7 separate regions of the Homo sapiens genome follow, and all the other regions are linked to region 1. A link is a contact called in ENCODE Hi-C or POLR2A ChIA-PET data. All regions are on one chromosome and are shown on one strand. Each heading gives the region's core, a stretch centred on a gene start or an enhancer-like site at or near the end of the contact. The rest is flanking DNA. Distances are from core to core; before and after follow the strand shown.

What was found. Hi-C counts contacts between places; a loop is a spot of excess contacts on that map. ChIA-PET counts read pairs that join two places held with the same protein, here RNA polymerase II (POLR2A). Pooled maps may share reads with other maps.
Region 2: a pooled map shows a loop between it and region 1 (9-fold over the local background). The contact joins the promoter of GNB1 here to the promoter of MRPL20-AS1 in region 1. A Hi-C loop is called at or near these places in 1 of 37 single-sample maps with no recorded cell type and 8 of 50 pooled maps. POLR2A ChIA-PET finds 5 or more read pairs at or near these places in 1 of 52 experiments (GM10248).
Region 3: a pooled map shows a loop between it and region 1 (5-fold over the local background). The contact joins the promoter of NOC2L here to the promoter of MRPL20-AS1 in region 1. A Hi-C loop is called at or near these places in 6 of 50 pooled maps. POLR2A ChIA-PET finds 5 or more read pairs at or near these places in 3 of 52 experiments (activated B cell, naive thymus-derived CD4-positive, alpha-beta T cell and naive thymus-derived CD8-positive, alpha-beta T cell).
Region 4: a pooled map shows a loop between it and region 1 (9-fold over the local background). The contact joins the promoter of HES4 here to the promoter of MRPL20-AS1 in region 1. A Hi-C loop is called at or near these places in 9 of 50 pooled maps. POLR2A ChIA-PET finds 5 or more read pairs at or near these places in 4 of 52 experiments (CD4-positive, alpha-beta T cell, H1, activated B cell and 1 more).
Region 5: a loop to region 1 is called in a pooled map, with 9 times the contacts of the local background. The contact joins the promoter of CDK11A here to the promoter of MRPL20-AS1 in region 1. A Hi-C loop is called at or near these places in 1 of 37 single-sample maps with no recorded cell type and 7 of 50 pooled maps. POLR2A ChIA-PET finds 5 or more read pairs at or near these places in 1 of 52 experiments (activated CD8-positive, alpha-beta memory T cell).
Region 6: a pooled map shows a loop between it and region 1 (8-fold over the local background). The contact joins the promoter of SLC35E2B here to the promoter of MRPL20-AS1 in region 1. A Hi-C loop is called at or near these places in 1 of 50 pooled maps. POLR2A ChIA-PET finds 5 or more read pairs at or near these places in 2 of 52 experiments (K562 and activated CD4-positive, alpha-beta T cell).
Region 7: a map of ascending aorta shows a loop between it and region 1 (3-fold over the local background). The contact joins the promoter of C1orf159 here to the promoter of MRPL20-AS1 in region 1. A Hi-C loop is called at or near these places in 4 of 168 maps with a recorded cell type or tissue (CD4-positive, alpha-beta T cell, CD4-positive, alpha-beta memory T cell, ascending aorta and 1 more), 3 of 37 single-sample maps with no recorded cell type and 16 of 50 pooled maps. POLR2A ChIA-PET finds 5 or more read pairs at or near these places in 3 of 52 experiments (BJ, PC-9 and activated CD4-positive, alpha-beta T cell).

What each region holds. Positions count from the first base shown.
Region 1 is chr1:1,398,205-1,400,846 of GRCh38, reverse strand. It overlaps MRPL20-AS1 (MRPL20 antisense RNA 1), which reads right to left and starts at 1,317. Exons shown (of 3, transcript NR_015434.1): 1 at 1,158-1,317; 2 at 544-689; 3 at 1-242. It overlaps CCNL2 (cyclin L2), which reads left to right and starts at 1,512. Exons shown (of 11, transcript NM_030937.6): 1 at 1,512-1,828; 2 at 2,176-2,250; 3 at 2,505-2,614. The coding sequence starts at 1,541. RefSeq lists an enhancer at 31-574 and silencers at 960-1,019, 1,310-1,549, 1,620-1,799.
Region 2 is chr1:1,889,746-1,892,387 of GRCh38, reverse strand. It overlaps GNB1 (G protein subunit beta 1), which reads left to right and starts at 1,301. Exons shown (of 12, transcript NM_002074.5): 1 at 1,301-1,568. GNB1-DT (GNB1 divergent transcript) reads right to left here and starts at 1,208. Exons shown (of 2, transcript NR_168264.1): 1 at 1,005-1,208; 2 at 1-488. RefSeq lists silencers at 517-766, 827-926, 1,047-1,236, 1,797-1,986.
Region 3 is chr1:957,936-960,577 of GRCh38, reverse strand. NOC2L (NOC2 like nucleolar associated transcriptional repressor) reads left to right here and starts at 1,322. Exons shown (of 19, transcript NM_015658.4): 1 at 1,322-1,363; 2 at 1,497-1,649. The coding sequence starts at 1,338. RefSeq lists silencers at 1-100, 1,059-1,318 and enhancers at 1,429-1,538, 1,197-2,054.
Region 4 is chr1:998,785-1,001,426 of GRCh38, reverse strand. HES4 (hes family bHLH transcription factor 4) reads left to right here and starts at 1,330. Exons shown (of 4, transcript NM_021170.4): 1 at 1,330-1,561; 2 at 1,640-1,735; 3 at 1,814-1,901; 4 at 1,995-2,463. The coding sequence starts at 1,454. The coding sequence ends at 2,368. RefSeq lists silencers at 765-814, 915-1,294, 1,365-1,504, 2,055-2,364.
Region 5 is chr1:1,723,020-1,725,661 of GRCh38, reverse strand. CDK11A (cyclin dependent kinase 11A) reads left to right here and starts at 1,305. Exons shown (of 20, transcript NM_024011.4): 1 at 1,305-1,404. RefSeq lists enhancers at 373-1,212, 1,193-1,422.
Region 6 is chr1:1,691,456-1,694,097 of GRCh38, reverse strand. It overlaps SLC35E2B (solute carrier family 35 member E2B), which reads left to right and starts at 1,303. Exons shown (of 10, transcript NM_001290264.2): 1 at 1,303-1,649. RefSeq lists silencers at 830-909, 1,480-1,639 and an enhancer at 1,474-1,768.
Region 7 is chr1:1,114,760-1,117,401 of GRCh38, reverse strand. It overlaps C1orf159 (chromosome 1 open reading frame 159), which reads left to right and starts at 1,313. Exons shown (of 10, transcript NM_017891.5): 1 at 1,313-1,342. RefSeq lists silencers at 643-692, 733-852, 1,023-1,622.

The DNA of each region.
Region 1 (2,642 bases), core at 68-2,567:
CCCATCACTCACTCGGTTTGTGCCATAGTCCTCCTGTTCCCAGGCGGTCCCAGGGCCTGCCCCTGATGGGCTGGAGGCACCACCAACCTCCCACTCCTCTGGCAGTCACAGCTCAGGGAATGGGCAAGCAGCACCAATGAGAAACCAGCTGTGTGGTGGGGTTTCCAGAGAAGAGGAAATTCCTTCTTTCCTGGAGAGCGTGCAGCTGTAACTCACAGACGAGACATCCCTGAGCTACCAGCCTGGGGAAAGAGGACATGAGTAAAGCTGTAACCATACCGTGTTACCCATAACAGGCGGTGAGGAGAGTGGGTTTTGGTTGGCACTGTTTGAGCTGCAGTATCAAGTCATGGCAGAGCTAGTGGACAGCTGACCTGGGGGTGGGGGTGAGGAGCAATGGTGGCTTCTGAATTTGAGCCCGTCTGAGCTGGGCAGTTACTGGCAGCTCAGTGTGTGAACCTGCAACCACTCAGGCCTCTGCTGCCCTTCCCTCTTCCTGCCTCACCGTTCCCTGCCCCACGCAGGCTTCCCCACCATCCTCACCCGTGGTCCTGTACTAGTCCTGGCAAAGGTTCCGGTAACTGCAGCAACAGATACCTCCTGCCCCTCCTGCACAGCTGTGGTCGATCGCAGGACAGCCGCAGGTGATGAAAAACCGTGAACCCAGGACGGGCAGGGCGTGAGACCGCCTGCGGGAGGATCAGCGATGTCAAGACGTTACAAACGCACGAACCCCCTCGCCGTCTCCCTGGCGTTTGTGAGGTCCTGTCCAAGCTCCTTCACACGTAGATCACCGGGCCTCGCTCCCCCGACTCCTTCCGTGGGCCTGAACCTTGAGGTACTTAGGCCTCCCCACGCTGGAGGGGCTCTGTAGGGACGTCGAGGCCACGTTTCCAGTCATCCCTCCACCCGTCTCTCCCCAGGGGCTGAGTGTTGAAGGCAAGACTTTGCAGGAGTCTGGCGTTAATACGCATCCCCAAAGTCTGGAGTCGATAAGGACTGAAGACACGACGCCGACGGCGGCCGGGGGACACCGGGCATGCGCGTCTCATCCAGGGGGAGGCCGAGCGGAGCCTCTGACCCTGCCCCGCGCCCAGGGTTCAGCAGTGGGGGTCGTCCCGCCCCAGATCCCACCGAGATGGCCCCCCTTGACCCACAGGCCTTTCGAGACGCGAGCTTCCGCGATCCGGGGTCTCTGTGCGAACGTGGGCATCTTGGAAGAGTCCCAGCCCCGCTCGGGGCGCACAGGCAGGCGCTCTCAGCACGGCACCCGCGCCTCCGCTAGGGACAGACATGCTTCCGGGTCGGCCGGCACCGCGGAGTCCCCTGGGTAACGAGCCCGCCCCACCCGCGCCAGGTTCCGGCGTCGGCGTTAGGCGCGTTGCTGACGGGCAGGTTATGTAGCCAATTGCGGCTAGGCGGCGTCGCGCTGGTCGCGGGCCGAACCAATGGCACGCGACGGGGCGGGGCGGTGGCGGCCGTGGAGCTTCGCGAGGAGCCGCCCTGAGGGAAGAAGCCGAAGGGGAGTCGGCGGCACAAAATGGCGGCGGCGGCGGCGGCGGCTGGTGCTGCAGGGTCGGCAGCTCCCGCGGCAGCGGCCGGCGCCCCGGGATCTGGGGGCGCACCCTCAGGGTCGCAGGGGGTGCTGATCGGGGACAGGCTGTACTCCGGGGTGCTCATCACCTTGGAGAACTGCCTCCTGCCTGACGACAAGCTCCGTTTCACGCCGTCCATGTCGAGCGGCCTCGACACCGACACAGAGACCGACCTCCGCGTGGTGGGCTGCGAGCTCATCCAGGCGGCCGGTATCCTGCTCCGCCTGCCGCAGGTGAGGGCGCGGCCGCGAGCCTCCGGCCCAGGTAACCGCTGGGGCGGCAGCCGCCTTTGTTGGCGGCGAGTCGGGCCCGCACCGCCCCCGCCTAGACCCCGACCCCAGCCCCTGCCCCGACCCCAGCCTCGGCGCCATTCCCTAGCCAGCCCATGCCCCTGACCCGGGGCCTCCCCGCCCGCCAGTGCGCTGGATCCCGAGACGGCGGGACGCGAAGAGCCTTTGTGGACGTGGGAAGCGTTTCAGTGTTTGGTTCTGCGTGGGGAGTCCCACGTTACTCGATGACTTTCGGCCGCGAAGGCTTTGAATGGTGCGTTTGAAAATACGGAAACTTTCTTCTACTCTAGGTGGCCATGGCTACCGGGCAGGTGTTGTTCCAGCGGTTCTTTTATACCAAGTCCTTCGTGAAGCACTCCATGGAGGTAAGGCTTCCTCCTGCACTTCATTCCCAGCGAAGTATGTTGAGGGTAAAACGGTTTGTTACTTTGCCCGGTTACTAAGGGAGTGAGTACTTGCCCCCCAGTCTGAGCTCTGTGCCGGAGGGTTCTGTTTCTTGACTTTTTTTTTCCCCTGGGTGCACCTCCCTTTTGGTCTGAATAGCCCTCAAGCCTTTGGCGGCCGTCAGGACGCCGTGGCTGGGGACAAACATGGGCGTGTTGCAATGCTTCCGCTTCAGCATGTGTCAATGGCCTGTGTCCACCTGGCTTCCAAGATAGAAGAGGCCCCAAGACGCATACGGGACGTCATCAATGTGTTTCACCGCCTTCGACAGCTGAGAGACAAAAAGTGAGTCAGTCAGAGCTGTCTAGTCTAT
Region 2 (2,642 bases), core at 52-2,551, 490 kb before region 1:
GGAGGGCAGGTGGCGGACGCATCTGGAAGCCGCACTTACTGTGTGTCCACTTTCTCACACAAGCACCATGCACACAAAACAAGAAGGAAAACGTCAGCTGAGAGAGGCGGGTGGTGTCCCAGGGTGTGGAGAGAGTAGAAGGTGGGAAATAGGTGTTGGAGGTGGCATGGCCCCTTGAGGTTGTGGCCCTGGTTGAGGGGAGGCCCAGTGGATGAGGTTGGGTCTCTCTCCCCTTCAGCTGTGCTGGTGCAGGCCTGGAGGAAAACGGACGCCAGGTTTGGTGTGGAAGGGGAGCTCGGAGGCGATGAAGGCCCAGGCAGGTGGAAGGTGGTGGTTGAGGACCGGGGAGCAGGGCGCTGGCTGGGGAGAGGCAGAGTGAAGAAGCCGAGGGTGAGGGGCAGCCGGAACTCAGCTGGAAAGACAGCAGGAGGCGGTGGGCGCAGGGGCGGGTTCCATGGACGTTCTGGAGGCTTCTGAGGACACCAAGCCTGGAAGCCAGGACATGTGGCCTTCTTGACTTCGTTCCCCTTCCTCACCTGGAGGTCTCCAGTCCCCGCTGTCCACTGCTCAGCGGCATGGGAGGAGTCCGCGGCCTTACCCCGACACTCCCGCCCACCGGCCCCCGCCCCTGCCAGGCGGCCCTGCTCGCAGCAGCGCGAGGAGCCACGGGGTGCTGCCCTCCTCCGCAGCCCGAGGCCCACTTCACACGCACTGAGCCCAAGCGCGAGTCTCTGCCCGTCAGCCGCGTCTGAGCTCGCCGCAGTCCCTGCTTGAGAGGCCGGGGGGCACCTGCGCCTGCCCGGGACCCTGACCTGCTAGCGGGGCCTGTTGCCTCCTCTGCAGGAAGCGATCTCGCCCGCGGTGCCCCCACCCGCCCCGTCCCCGGAGGGACCGCCCCCGCCCGCGGCCTTCCCGCCCCTGCCCTGTCGCTTGAGTGCCCCCCGCCCGCCGTTACCCCACCCCCGCCCCTGGAGGAGCCCCCGCCCACGGTTACCCAACCTTACCCTGTCCCCGGAGGGCTCCACGCCCGCGTTCCCCCCGCCCCATCCCAACTCCGAGGGTCCACTGCCCCGGTCCCCATCCCGCCCGGTCCCCGCAGGGCCGGGCCGCCGGGGGTCTCCCGGGGCAGCGGTACCCGAAGGCAGCAGCACGGCCCCTTTAAGCCGCTCGGACACGCGCTCGGGGCCCGATGCGGTTTGGACGCGCACAGGCGTGCGCGTGCCCGTCGGGCCTGGCGAGCGCGCGCGACGCGCGGCGTGCGTGGTGACGCGAGCGCGTGGGGTTTTCCGAGGCTGCGGGCAGGGGCCCGCCGCGCCCATCCCGATGGCTGGAGGCGTCTGAGGGGCGGACGGAGGCGGCGGCGGCGGCGGCGGGAGCGGGAGCGGGCGGCGAGTGGGGAGCGGGGCCGGGAGTGGAGCAGCCGCCGCGGCGGGACTGGACCGAGCCTCGCCGGCGCGCACCTGCCCGCAGCGCCCGCGGAGCGCGCAGCGCGGCCCGAGCGCGACGACCTGCCGAGCGGCGGCCGAGGCGGCGGTGTGGGCGCGTCAGGCCGCGACGAGGGCGCTGAGGTGAGCGCGGCAGCCCCCAGCCCCGGACCCGGGTCCTGTTCGTCCACCCGCCCGCCCTGGGGGCGCCCGCCCCGCCCCCACCCCACCCGCCGGTCGGGGCCGCGTCTTCCTGCCCCGCCCGGGTGCGGCGGGCGGCGTCCGAAGGGGGGGCCGGGGGCTGGGGTCCGAGGTTCGGGGTGCAGGGTCGGGGTCGAGGGCGGGGTCTAGGGAGAGGAGCCGGGGTCCCAGGCCCAAGGCTGGGGGCCGAGTTTCGGCACCGGGGTGCGGGGTTGTGTGCGCCGCGGGCGCTTCCCGTGGCGGCGGCCGGGGCCCCGGGGGCGCGGGTCGGGCGGGGCCGGGCCCTGCGTGGGGAGCCGGACGTGGCTCTCGGGCCCGCGGCGCGAGAACAAAGGCCGGGCGGGCCTGCAGGCGGGGCGGTGTCGGCGGCCGGAGCCCCCGCGCGGGCCGCCTATCGGGGTGACTTTGAGGGCCGGGCGGCCGCGGGGCGCGAGCGTGGGGAAGGGGAACAATGAAATGGGGAAGCCGGGCCGCGCGCCGCGGTCGGAGTAGGGATTTAAAGCGGAAGCCGGGCGCGGCGTCGGGAAATGGGAAAATAACGGTTTCGGCCCTTTTCGCTGTGTCGAGCCGCTGAGGCAGTCGCGCTGTGGCCTCGCCCTTCTCCTGCCGAGGCCCGGGTCTGTCCGGCGCTGGCGCCCCGCGCGTGTCGACTCGAGGGTTGCGCGGACCCCGGCCCGGCCCCGCGAATGAATGGGCCCGGTGGCCGCGCCAAGATGGCGCTCCCACCGCTGCCTTTGTGGGGCGGCCGCCGCCGCGCCGAGTTTCGGGGCCCGGTTTGCGATATTCCGAAGGCCCGAAGGTGGGGGAGAGGACAGGAAATAGCACAAAGGCTGGGTGTCTTCCTCTTGCCTGGATCGGCTTTTCGGCTGGAAGCGGGGTGGGGGTGGGGAGTGGGGAGATCTGTTGAAAATTCCACAGGGCTGTCGGCTGAGGCTTTTGACTTTTAAGAACCTGCTATATTTTTTCTTGTGAATCGATAGTTGATTCAAATGATATTTTAACATTTCTTGTGTCCGT
Region 3 (2,642 bases), core at 73-2,572, 440 kb after region 1:
CCCGCCCGCAGCCGCTGTTTCTCGGCGCCGCCCGCCCCGCCTCCCGAGAGGCTTCGGGGACTAGACGTTGGACGCGGATTCTTCCAGCGCTGCGCCCCGGGTCCGCCTCCTCCTCCGAGAAGCACCCCCAGACCCCGCCATCCTCCTCCTCCGGGAAGCCCCCCACCAGGCCTCGCCCTCCTCCTCCTCCGAGAAGCCCCCCTAGGCCTCGCCATCTTCCTTCTCCGAGAAGCCCCCCAGGCCCCGCCATCCTCCTCCTCTGGGAAGCCCCCGGCCTAGCCCTCCTCCTCCTCCTCCTCCGGGAAGCCCCCCTAGGTCTCGCCTTCCTTCTTCCCCGGGAAGCCCCCCACAGGCCTCGCCCTCCTGTTTCTCCGAAGAGCCCTCCTAAGCCTCGCCCTCCTCCTCCTCCAAGGAGCCCCCCTAAGCCTCGCCCTCTTCCTCCTCCGAGGAGCCCCCCAGGCCTCGCCCTCCTCCTCCCCCGGAAGCCATCCCCGCTCCCCCGACCCCCTAACTTGCTCTCCTCCGGGGAGCCCCGGGGCCCCGCGGCACCAAGAAGTCGAATGGGACCCCGAGGCCAATCCGCCCGTGTTCGCCTCACGCGCCCCCTCAGCGCCAGGGCTGGGGGAGCCGTGCCTGCGCCCCGCGGCGCCCTTGTCGCGGGGTCTGGCTGTCCAGGCCCGGGGGCCCGGGTGTCAGGCTGGTAGCGGGAAGGAAGGCGCCGGCCTCCCCACCGTCTTCGTCCCGTGCGGCGTCCCCGGGAAGAGCCGCGGTCGGCACCCAGAGGGCCATGGACGGGGAGCGCCCTGCGTGGTGTTCGTGGCGCTGGCCCGGTCTCCGCGGATCGGAGGCGAAGCCAGCCTGGCCCTCGGGTCGCCCGTCTTTTGTCGAGCTGGCGACATCAGTGCGGTTCCCACTGCCCCTCGCGTTTTCCACTGGACTCCCTGCTTTTTATTGTTGATTTGTGGGAGCTCTTTGCATAGGAGCCCCGCCGTTGCAGTCTGGCGTCCTCGCAGGCGCGTGCCTTCGGAGCGCCGGGTGGGCTGCGGGCGCGGCGGGACTCCCGGTCTTCCCCGGGGCGGACACCGGCGTCACCGCGTCCTACGGAGCCGGGCGCCGAGCGGGAGGCGCATCTGGGCCCCACCGGGGCTGCCCGCACCGAGCACGCGAACGCGCCCTCCCGCCCTGAGGCCGCCGGCGTTGCGGTCGGAGAACCATAGAGCCACTCGGCTGGGCGTGGCGCGGCGGGGCGGGGAAAGGGGCGGGGCCTGGGCGGCGGAAGTGCGCAGCCGCGCGGCATTCTGGGGCCGGAAGTGGGGTGCACGCTTCGGGTTGGTGTCATGGCAGCTGCGGGGAGCCGCAAGAGGTAAGCCGCGGGTCCGAGGGCCGATTTGGCCTCCCGGTGGGTGTCTGTATCCAAGGGGGCTTTTCTTGCTCCTCTCAGCGGGGCTGGGGCGAGCTGGGCGTGCGGGCAGCTGTGACTCCTGCGTGACCCGCAGGCGCCTGGCGGAGCTGACGGTGGACGAGTTCCTAGCTTCGGGCTTTGACTCCGAGTCCGAATCCGAGTCCGAAAATTCTCCACAAGCGGAGACACGGGAAGCACGCGAGGCTGCCCGGAGTCCGGATAAGCCGGGCGGGAGCCCCTCGGCCAGGTTAGTGGGGACATGCGTGAGCAGAACCTCTTGCTCGTCCTGTCCCACCCCGGTTGGGTTGCTGACCTCGCCTGGGGTCTCAGGGCCAAGGCCTAAGGATCGCCGACCTCTGCCCCCCAGTCCTTTCAGCTTAACTTACTCTTTCATCCGATGTTTACTGAGCTCCTGTTCCGTGCCAAACTCTGTCCTAGGCAGGGAGCGTATGTTGGTGAGTTGTGCAAAAATCTCTTCCCGATCTAGGAGAACTCTCACGTTCTTGGGTGAAATCACCGCCTGCAGTTCGGTAGAAGAGAGATAAGTGCTGGGGAGGGAAAGGAAGGACAGAGGGGCTGAAGAGAGAGTTGCAGGGGAGCCGAGTTGCTCTGTTAGAAGGAGCGGAGGCTGTGCTCGGTGGCTCACGCCTGTAATGCCAGCACTTTGGGAGGCCGAGGCGGGCAGATTACCTGAGGTCAGGAATTCGAGACCAGCCTGACCAACACGGAAAAATCATGTCTCTACTAAAAATATAAAAATTAGCCGGGCGTGGTGGGCACCTGTAATCCCAACTACTCGGGAGGCTGAGGCAGGAGAATCGCTTGAACTTGGGAGGCGGAGGTTGCAGTGAGCCGAGATGGCACCATTGCATTCCAGCCTGGGTGAGAGAGTGAGACTCCATCTCAAAAAGAAAAAGAAAGAAATCAAAAGATACAAAAATTAGCCTGGCGTGGTGACACACACCTGTCGTCCCAGCTACTCGGGAGGCTGAGGCAGGAGAATCGCTTGAACCCGGGAGGCGGAGGTTGCGGTGAGTGGAGATTGCGCCACTGCACTCCAGCCTGGGCGACAGAGTGAGATTCCGCCTCAGGAGAAAAAAAAAAAAAAAAAAAAGCGGAGGTGGTTGTTTGAGAAGATGACGTCTGAATAAAGACCTCGAACAAGGAGGCCACACAGACAGTAGGGGAAACGTGTCTTAGGATTTCAGGCAGCAGAAAACAGCAAAAGCCTTGCAGTGGG
Region 4 (2,642 bases), core at 81-2,580, 400 kb after region 1:
CCACCTCCCTCGTCCCTGCGCCCCCTTCGCACCCTGGGAATGCCACGCCCTCCCTTGAGGCTTCCCCCCTGAGGACCCCCCACCCCGCAGAAGCCTTTGGGACCACCCGGCGTCAAGAAGGCTTTTGTCCACCCAGGCCACCCACCTAATTCGGTTCTCTTACGTGACTGCTGAGTCTGCCATCTGCCTCCTGCCCGGATTGAAAGCCCGGGAGGGTCTCCACACCCGGGCCCAGGCCAGGCTCTCCAGGGGGCTCAGGAAGCCTCCGCTGCACGGACGCGTGAGGCCGCCGGGGACCCCGAGTGCGGAAAGGACCAACGTGCCCCGCAGCGGCATTCGAAATAAAAACAGCAAACACGAAAATAACCACAGCCCTGTTTTACGCAACCTGCCCCTTTGCAGTTATATTAACAGTGGCCCCTCATTTTTCTGTGAGCCCCACTTTGCTGCTGCTGAGTTCGCCAGCGGGTCACCTGGAAGCACGTGGCGACACGGGCCACATGACGTCATCCCAGCAGGCTTGCGTCATCGCCCCGGGTGCCTGGTGACGTCACCAGCCCGCTCGCGTCACGCGCACGTTCTGCTCCTCGTGGTCCGGCCCGGCCCGCGCCATCACCGGCCCTGCTCTGCGGGGCCACCCGTGCGCCCCTTCGCCGTCCGCTGACTCCGCCCTCCCGCCTGCCGACCCGGCCGCCGACCTTCCCCCGGCTCTGTCGCTCCCAAGGCTTTCTGCAGCCCTCCGTGCTCCAGGCCGCACACCTGAGGGTGGGACCCCCGGAGGCCGAGCCGGTGTCGGATCAAACTCGGAGACCGAGCAGGGCCCAAACCGGGACCGGAGTGGGGACGGGCGGAGGAAGCCAAGAGGCTCGAGACCGAGGCTCGCCCACCCCTCGGCGCCGCCGGACCCTGCGCCACTGGGGGAATTTCCTTCCCGACTTCCCGCGCGGCCACAGCCCCAGCTCCGTCCAGCCCCGGCTCCCGGCCCCCTGGGCGGGAGAGTGAGCCCCGAGACTCCGCCCAGCCCCGGGGGTCCCGGGCCCCGTTCGCCCCCAGCGGCCCCTCCCGGCGCGTTGCTCGGCCCCGGCTGCATCGGGGAGCGCGGGATCACCCGGCCCTGTCCCCAGCGGTGTCGGAGGGGGGCGCGGGCGGGGGCCCCGCATGCCATTGTCGCCCGCGGAGGCCGCGCCCGGAGCCGAGGCGTGACTGACAGCGAGCGGGGGAGGAGCGCGGCCGTCGATTGGCTGGGGCGAGTGTGGGAAAGAATGCGGAGCCGGGTTCACACACCCCGCGGCGGCGAGGCCTTAAATAGGGAAACGGCCTGAGGCGCGCGCGGGCCTGGAGCCGGGATCCGCCCTAGGGGCTCGGATCGCCGCGCGCTCGCCGCTCGCCCGCCAGCCCGCCCGTGGTCCGTGGCGGCGCGCTCCACCCGGCACGGGGAGGCGCGGGGCGCACCATGGCCGCAGACACGCCGGGGAAACCGAGCGCCTCGCCGATGGCAGGAGCGCCGGCCAGCGCCAGCCGGACCCCAGACAAGCCCCGGAGCGCGGCCGAGCACCGCAAGGTGGGGTCCCGGCCGGGCGTGAGGGGGGCGACCGGGGGGCGGGAGGGACGCGGGACTCAGCCGGTGCCCGACCCGCAGTCCTCCAAGCCGGTCATGGAGAAGCGGCGCCGAGCGCGTATTAACGAGAGCCTCGCTCAGCTCAAAACCCTCATCCTGGACGCCCTCAGAAAAGAGGTAAGTCGGGGGCGAAGGCCCGAGACCCGGAGTCTGGGTCGCAGCTGACCTGGACCTCCCGCCTATCCCCGCCCCCAGAGCTCCCGCCACTCGAAGCTGGAGAAGGCGGACATCCTGGAGATGACCGTGAGACACCTGCGGAGCCTGCGTCGCGTGCAGGTGACGGGTGAGGCGCGGGCGGCGGCGGCTTGGAGGCGGGGGGAGGGCGCGGGACCCCCGGGACCCGGCACCGACCTCTCCTCCTGTGTCGCTCCCGCAGCCGCGCTCAGCGCCGACCCCGCCGTTCTGGGCAAGTACCGCGCCGGCTTCCACGAGTGTCTGGCGGAGGTGAACCGCTTCCTGGCCGGCTGCGAGGGCGTCCCGGCCGACGTGCGCTCCCGCCTGCTGGGCCACCTGGCAGCCTGCCTGCGCCAGCTGGGACCCTCCCGCCGCCCGGCCTCGCTGTCCCCGGCTGCCCCCGCAGAGGCCCCAGCGCCCGAGGTCTACGCGGGCCGCCCGCTGCTGCCATCGCTCGGCGGCCCCTTCCCTCTGCTCGCGCCGCCGCTGCTGCCGGGTCTGACCCGGGCGCTGCCCGCCGCCCCCAGGGCGGGGCCGCAGGGCCCGGGTGGGCCCTGGAGGCCGTGGCTGCGCTGAGGCTGTGGCCCTGAGACTGCATCGGAGGCGGCGCCCCGTTCTAGGGCCGTGGCCTTTGCCGAGACTGTAGCAGAGAAAACGTATTTATTATTCCAGAGTCTGCGTCACGAGTTTTCTTTCTTTGTCTTGGTGAAGAGTTGACTTTGGGAGCGCCCCGCAGCCACGCCGCGCCGGGGTCCCGCCCTCCTCCCAGGGCCGCGGTCTGCAGGTGGCTGGGGGCGTCGGGCGGGCCCGGGGGGGCGGGCTGGGGGCGGGACCGAGGACTGAGGGCGAC
Region 5 (2,642 bases), core at 56-2,555, 320 kb before region 1:
GGAGGCGGGAGAATGGCGTGAATCCGGGTGGCGGAGCTTCCAGTGACCCGAGATCGCGCCACTGCACTCCAGCCTGGGCAACAGAGCGAGACTCCGTCTCAAAAAAATAAAAATAAAAAAAGAGCTTGGGTACACAAAGCAAGCAGCATTTCATTCCGGGATGAAAAGAATTCCGATACCCATCGCCCTTCTTGGGCCCTTGTCAGTTTCTTGCCACATCTTTCATTTTCCCATTTCAGGCCCAGTAAATGCGGATGTTTATCTTCCATTGTTTGTTTCCTGAGATTCAGATGTCTAAAGCATTTTTCTGTGACTTTTCAAGGCAAGAGGAAAACCTGACATATGGAAAGGGAATTAATTGCTCGTTTTATCCTCTTCTCCTGCAATGCTCTGAATCCATGGGTTTGGAGTGGGGCCCTGGGAGTTGGGGGAAGCACCATACCCAGTGAGTCTGCACTTTGAGGACCCACTGCCAGTGTCAGCTTCAAAATCACATTGTAAAAGGCCCGGCGCGGTGGCTCACGCCTGTAATCCCAGCACTTTAGGAGGACGAAGCAGGCGGATCACTTGAGGTCAGGAGTTCGAGACCAGCCTGGCCAATATGGCGAAACCTCGTCTCTACCAAAAATATAAAAATTAGCCGGGCGTGGTGGCGCGGGCCTGTGGTTCCAGCTACTCGGGAGGCTGAGGCAGGAAAATTCCTTGAACCCGGGAGGAGGCTGCAGTGAGCCAAGACCACGCCACTGCACTCCAACCTGGGCGGCAGAGCAAGGCTCCGACTCAAAAGTAAATACATGAATAAATAAAATAAAATCACATCGTAAGAGCTCTCCCTGCTTTGTTTCTGAGTAAGGTTCAGAGTTAAATTCCGAGATCGGCCTTTACAAGACACACAGACCTGAGGCGCCTCACGAGGTAACCAGCAGGTAAATGGAGCGCGCTCCACCCACCCGCCACTAGGGGTCCCAGCGGTCAAGGGGGTGGAATGCGGGCGTCCATCGCGAAGGCATTCTGCTCGCAAGCCTTGGCACAGGCGCGGGCTTCGCTACCGGAAAAGTCCCGGTAGGATTCCGGAAGCCGGCCACGCGTTCCGCGCAGGCGCAAACTGCTCCAAAAGTCGGCGTCGCTCTGCTCGGCGCCCCGGCCCGCGCCGAAGTCGGAAGTGCAGCTCACGGCGCAGTTTCTTTTGGAGTCCTGGACCTGAGCAAGCGCTGTTTTATGCGTCATCATCCCGCGCAGACACAGGAAGTGCCGCACAGAGCGAGCCCCTGTCGTCTTGAGTTCTGGGCCAGAGGTCGGCTATTATATCATCATTAGGCGTCAACACAGGAAGTGAGGATACTTCTGGCGAGCGCCGGTTGCTGTTTCTTCTCAGGCTCAGGGACCGGCCGCGGCCCCGTAGGGGTGAGTTCCGACTGGGCGGACCAGGTGTGGGAGCGCGACGAGAACTGCGCACCGAGGTCTTTCTTCCGAGCAGGCCTCGGAGCGGGGCGGACCCGGGCCCGGGGGCGAGCGACACCCTCGCTTCCGCGGACAGTCTCATCCCGCACGGAACTTTGGGTGGTGGAGGCGGCGGGTCCAAACGCTGTCTGGAGCCAACGTCTGCCAGGCTGAACCTCAAGTGTGCGGGACTGAACCCGAGGAAATAGCCCAGTGCCCGGGTCAGGTGGCCTTGTTCGCGAGCACATCTCGGAGCATCTCCCCGGTCTCAAGGTGCAGCTGTCCAGTGTGCTAGTGGCTTCACGTAGTCCAAGCGGTCTTTCTAGCAGATTCTGACAGTAAAAGCAGTGTTTGATGAGTGGCAGGTCCTGAGTTAAGAGCCTTTAAACGGATGATCTTTAATCCGCGATCGATACTATCACGTAGGTGTTGTTATTCTGGTTGTACGGAAGACTGAACTGAGGTGAATTACGTTACCCAAGACCATACAAGAATGACAGAAACGAGACTTGATTTCAAGCGGTCATTTTTCAGAACCCATCACTCTTTTTTGTCGCCCATGCTGCAGCGCAGTGGCTGTTCACAAGCGCACTTCAGCCTGGAACTCCTGGGCTCAATCGGTCTCCCATCTCAGCTTGCAGAGTATATGGGACTACAGGCGCTCGCCACCTTGCCTGGCTTACAACTTATCATTCTTGTTTTTTTTTTTTTTTTTTTTTTTTTTTTTTTTTTTGAGACGGGGTCTTGCTGGAGTGCAGTGACGCGACCTCGGCTCACCGGAACCTCCGCCTTTCGGATTCAAGCGATTCTGCTGCCTCGGCCTCCCGAGTAGCTGGGATTACAGGCACCCGCCACCACGCCCAGCTAAGTTTTGTATTTTTAGTGGAGACAGGGTTTTCGCCGTGTTGGCCAGGCTGGTCTTGACCTCCCGACCTTGTGATCCACCCGCCTCAGCCTAGAGCTTACCTTTTTTTTTTTTTTTTTTTAACCAAGTCTTACTTTGTTATCTAGGCTGGAGTGCAGTGGCGCAGTCTTGGCTCATTGCAGCCTTGACCTCTCTGATTCAAGTGATCCTCCTGCCTCTAGCAGCCTCCTTCCTGTAGCTAGGAATACAGGCACGCGCCACCACACTGGGCTAACTTTTGTATTTTTTGTAGAGACGAGGTTTTGCCATGTTGCCCGGGCTGGTGTTGAACTCCGGA
Region 6 (2,642 bases), core at 54-2,553, 290 kb before region 1:
GCCAGGCTGGTCTCGAACTCCTGACCTCAGGCGATCCGCCCGCCTCAGCCTCTCAAAATGCTGGGATTACAGACGTGAGCCACCTCGCCCGGCCAAAAGTAATCTTTTCTTTTTTCTTTTGACAGGGAGTCTCGCTCTGTCGCCAGGCTGGAGTGCAGTGGCGCCATCTCGGCTCACTGCAACCTCCGCCTCCCGGGTTCAGGTGATCCTCCTTCCTCAGCCTCCGGAGTAGCTGGGATTACAGGCGCCCGCCACCACGCCCGGCCAATTTTTGTATTTTTAGTAGAGACGACGTTTTACCACGTTGGCCATACCAGGCTGGTCTCAAGCTCCTGACCTCGTGATGCGCCGGCCTCGGCCTCCCAAAGTGTTGAGATTACAGGCGTGAGCCACCGGGCCCGGCCCAAAAGTAATCTCTAAAGAGCCCTTTAGCCGTAACTTCATTCCTGAAAATTATTTGGGAAAGTAACGCTAGGAAAACGCTCGACGAAGCTCCGGAGCCGGGGGTCCTCGGGGCCGCAGGCGCGCCCGCGGGTGTCTGCTCCGGATGTCCCGCGGCAGCCCCGACGCCAGCCTGGATACGAAGGCCCCGCCCCGGAGCGCGCCACCAGCCAATCAGCGCCCTGAGGCGAGTCCTCACCCCGCGCGGCGGCCCCGCCCCCCGCAGCTCCGGGCCCAGCTGTCAGAGCAGCTTTCCCTCAGGCTGGGCGGAGCGTGGCCACTTCCGCCAGGAGGCGCCTTTGTGTCTTCTAAGTTAAGCCTATTCAGTGGATTTCTTATTCCTGGAACCCAAACCTGGGCAGTAAACCCTCCGGGGCTTAGAGGCCGCTGCCTCCACAGACTGGCCGATCCCGCCCTGAAGTGCCGCTGGTGGAACAGCCCGGGCGGAACCGCCCGGGCGGAACCAACGGGCTGCCGCGGGGGGTGGGGCCACGGTCCCCCCCCTTCTGCCTTCAGTGGAACGGCCCCGGCGGAACCAACGGGCCACGGGGATGCACTACGCGCACCGTCGTCCTCTCCCTCTGCCTGCAGTGGAACGGCCCGGGCGGAACCAACGTGCGGCCGCCCGGAGCACTCGGCGCGCCGTGTCCCTCCCCGTGTGGCTGCACTGCAACGGCCCGGGCTGGACCACCAGGCGGCAGCGGAGAGGCACTTAAAAGCCCCGTGTTACCCTAGACCTTAAAAAAAAAAAAAAAACTGCGTGTTTCCACCCCCGTCGGCCTGCAGTGGAAGGGCCCGAGCAGAACCAACGGGGGAGGGGACGCTGAGCGCGCCGTGTTTCTCCTCCCGTCTGCCTGGAGTAGAACGGCCCGGGCGGAACCAACGGGCAGCCGCGGGGGCGTTGTGGGCCGCGGCGCGTTTCCCCGGCTCCGTGGCTCTGGGGCACTGAGGAGCGGCGCCCGCGGGGCAGCGAGGAGCCCGATGCAGGGTTCTGCGCGTCATTTCCGGTCCCGCGGGCGCCCCGTGAAGCCCACCTGGATCCGCCAGCGCTGTGCCACTCCCCAGTGCCGAGCTCCGAGCTGTCTCCGCGGCCTCGCGCCCGGCCCCTCCACCGCGCGCCTCTCAGGCCCCGCCCGCCAGCGTCCCTTTGTTGTGAAGGCGCCGGGGCCTAGCGCTATGCCTGCGGCGGAGACTGCATCAGGCTCTCGGTGGGTTCTGCGTGCGGGGTGCTCTGCTCGGTGATCGGTGCTGGGTGCTGCGTGCTCGGTGCTCGGTGCTGGGTGCTGGGTGCCGGTACTGATGCTGAGTGTGCGGGCGTCCGGGGTTTCCCTGCCCGGATTCGCTCCTGGGGGTCCTTTCCTATGGCTGGCGCTGTGCGCGGAAAACGCTGGTGGGGTTTTCCCAGCTGGCTTTAAGCGTTTTCACGTCCGGGAGTCCACGGCGACCCCCACGCCCTGAAGCCTGGGAACGCGGTGTGCGTGGCCGCAAAAAGAACAACAACAACAAAAAAACACAAAACAAAACACGCAAAAAACTAAAGCAAAACTCCCGACAGCCGAGCCCCGTTCGGTGCCTTTTCTTTTTTTTTTTCTTTAATGGAGTGAAATCTACTTTGCTCAGGAAGCCTGCAAATCACATTTTCAGGCCAAACGAGGCAGTATTTTAGAAGGGGTCGCTGAGGCAGGAGTAGGAAGGCTTTCCACTCCACTCACGCATTTTCAGTGTAGGCGAATCGTAAAACGGAGGGCAGAACGAAAATGAGCGGATCTGGGAGTGCAGGCTGCGCTTCGTCCACATCGATAACAGATGTTTCCTGGTGAAGATGTGTAGGGCGCAGCGGGTCACCTGGTCGGGGGAGGGCACAGGGCGTCCCTCCACGGGGTGCCTTTGGCGTTGGGCACTTGTGTGGTCTCCAGCTTCCGGGTTTTGGAAGCGGAGTGTCCCCTGCAGCCTGAGCCTCTTGCAGGTGGTTTCCTTGGGACGAACTCCCAGGGGGAGGTCTGAGTTCTGGGGCATGGTTTGAAGATTTGGGACACATTTTGCCTGAAATTCCCTGCTGGCCGTTTGAACCCACCTGGACTTCCTGACCAGGGGCACGGATTCTTAACCTCTGGTGCAGGGGCCTGGCTAGGAGAGGTCTGCACAGTTGGACGAGGTGCAAAGTGACGCTTTGTCAGTAACCCGGCGTTGAGATTCCTGTG
Region 7 (2,642 bases), core at 64-2,563, 280 kb after region 1:
ACACAAATGTGACTTCCCCAGCTGTCCCCAATACTGTTTACAAAACATCCTCACGCTGTTAAGATGGGGGCTTTATTTCCATTGAAATCTCTGGCATTTAAACTTGGGATGGAACCCGGAGGCGGCGTCCATCAAGGAGGAACAACCCCAAGGCGCATGCAGGACGGGCCTGGGAGCTCCCGGGAGCAAGGGAGCTGGGGGGTCTGGGGGCCTGGGAGGTTGGGGGGTCTGGGGGGTTGGGGGGTCTGAGGGGTTGGGGGTATATGGGGGGTTGGGGGATCTGGGGGTTTTGGGGGGTCTGAGGGGTTGGAAGGGTCTGCGGAGGTTGGGGGGGGCCGCGACACCTGCAGCGCCCCCCCACCCTGCGCGCTGGCCCAGCTAGGAGAGGGCCCGGGGACACCGACAGGATTGAAGCCTTTGATGAGCGGACGGACGTCCCCAGTTCCTTCGGGGAGCTCCTTTAAACATGTTTGCCGAAAGCTGCGGGCGCCGCGGGACGCACAGAGCTGTCTTTTCTCCGAGGGTGGCTCAGAGGCAGAGCCCCGGAAAAACCCACGCGCCCGGCCTGTGGGGCAGCGACGCCGCCCAGACCCCGGGGCCGCCGAGACTCACGGGGGAGCGTCCTGAGACCGCAGAGCCCTGACCCGTCCGAGAGGCGAAGCCCCGGGAGCCCTCTGGGTCCGAGCCGTCCCAGTCCCGCACCCAAGGCAGGGTCTCTCCCGCCGCGCTCCGACACCGGCCGCCGAGGTCCCAGCACTGGCGCCGGCCGCGGACCTGGGGCGCATTTGGCGGCGGCTCGCGAGGCGCTCGGGGCGCTCCGTGGGTCTGGAGGGCGCTGGCCCCGCGCGCCCGCGGCCAAACCTGGTGCAGCCGCGCCGCCTTCTCCGATGAAGCCGAAGCCGCCCCGGCCGCCCCCAAACGCTCCGCCTCCGCCTCCGCCTAAACCGGCGGAACGCTAAGGACGCCGACGCTTGTGCGGTCGCCCGGGAGACCCCGACGACGCCCCGCCCCGTCTCCCGGCAACGCCAAGCAGCCGGCGCGCGAGGAATCCGGGGGAATGTAGTCCCTCCGTGTCAGGGACCCGAGACATGCGCTGGTTCTTCTAGGACTACATTTCCCAGGGCGCTTCGCGCCCCGCCCCGGCGCCCCACCCACGGCCGCGCGCGATGGTACCACCAGGCGAGGGCGGCTCTCGCGCGGGCCGCCGGGAGTTGTAGTTTTCTTTGGGAGCTGCGGGGCCTGGCGCCGGGGCCGGGGCGGAAGAAAGACTACAAGTCCCAGGGGGCGCGGCGCCACCGCCTGAGGGCGGGGTGTACGAAAGAGAAACCCGGAGGGCGCCGGGGTGAGTGAGGGGCTGGGGGCAGGCGTGAGGGTAGCGGGTTGGGGCGCTGGGGTCCGTCTGGGCGGCCGGGTCGGCGCAGGGAGTGCGAGAGGCAGACAAAGGTCGGCGGCCCTGGCCCGGCCCGAGGGACGTTCCCTGCGCGTCCCCCATTGTGCGGCGCGCGGAGGAGCCGCCAGCGCCTGGGCCCGCGTCCTCGTCGCCGCCTCCCAACGAGCCTGGCCGCGGTCCTATGGGGGAAAGGCGCCCGGGCTGAGCGGGACGCCTGGGGAGGGGAAGGGGCGTCTGAGGAGGGCAGGGGGACCCCGGGGAGGGGTGGGGAGGGGGTCCCTAAGGAGGGGAGGGGGTTCCCGGAGCGGGGAGGGGGGGTCCCTGGGGAGGGGAAAGGTTCCCGGGGCAGGGAAGGGGGTCCCTGGGGAGGGGAGGGGGTCCCTGGGGAGGGAGGGGGGTCCCTGGGGAGGGGAAGGGTTCCCGGGGCAGGGAAGGGGGTCCCTGGGGAGGGGAGGGGGTCTCTGGGGGAGAGGGGGCACCTGGGGAGGGGAGGGGGTTCTCGGGGCAGGGAGGGGGTCCCTGGGGAGGGGATGGGACGGGCGCCCGGGGGAAGAAAGGGGGCGCGTTCGCCTCGCCTTCCCGGCAGCCGGGAGTGGGGGCACCGGCGCGGTCCCCGGTGTCCTAGAAGTCGGCCACGATTCAGGTCTTTTTCCCGCGAGGCTTTAGGATTTGTTTTTGTCCGTTTGTCACCTGGAGTAGCCGAGGGCTAGTCGGGGTGCAGTTTTTCGGGAGCGCGTGTTCCGGTGGCAGCGAGTCGATGATTGAGTTTGGGTGTAATTTAAGCCCAGGTGTTCGGGGGCATTTCTTACCGCGTTTCAAAGCAAACGCGGCTTCTTCCCCGGGAACTATTTTGTGGCTGAATTCTTAGCCGCCTCGTCCTGTTAAATTTCAGGATGTCAAACTTGGCCTCCTTTTTTTGGTTTTCATTTTTCTTAGTATTACCAGGGTGTGCAGAGAAGGCAGAGCTGCGTCTTCCTCTTTTATTTTTCCGTAAGTTACTGGGGTACAGGTGGTGTTTGGTTACTTGGTTACATGGGTAAGCTCTTTAGTGGTGATTTGTGAGATTTTGGTGCTCCCATCACCCGAGCAGTACGCACTGCACCCTATTTGTAGCTTTTTATCCTTGTCCCCCTCCCACCCTTCCCTCCGAGTCCCCAAAGTCCAGTGTATCGTTCTTAGGCGTCTTCCTGTTTCCTGATGGCTTAACCTGGGAAACCCTCGCAGAGGGAGCCGGTTTTGAGCCCCAGGGTAG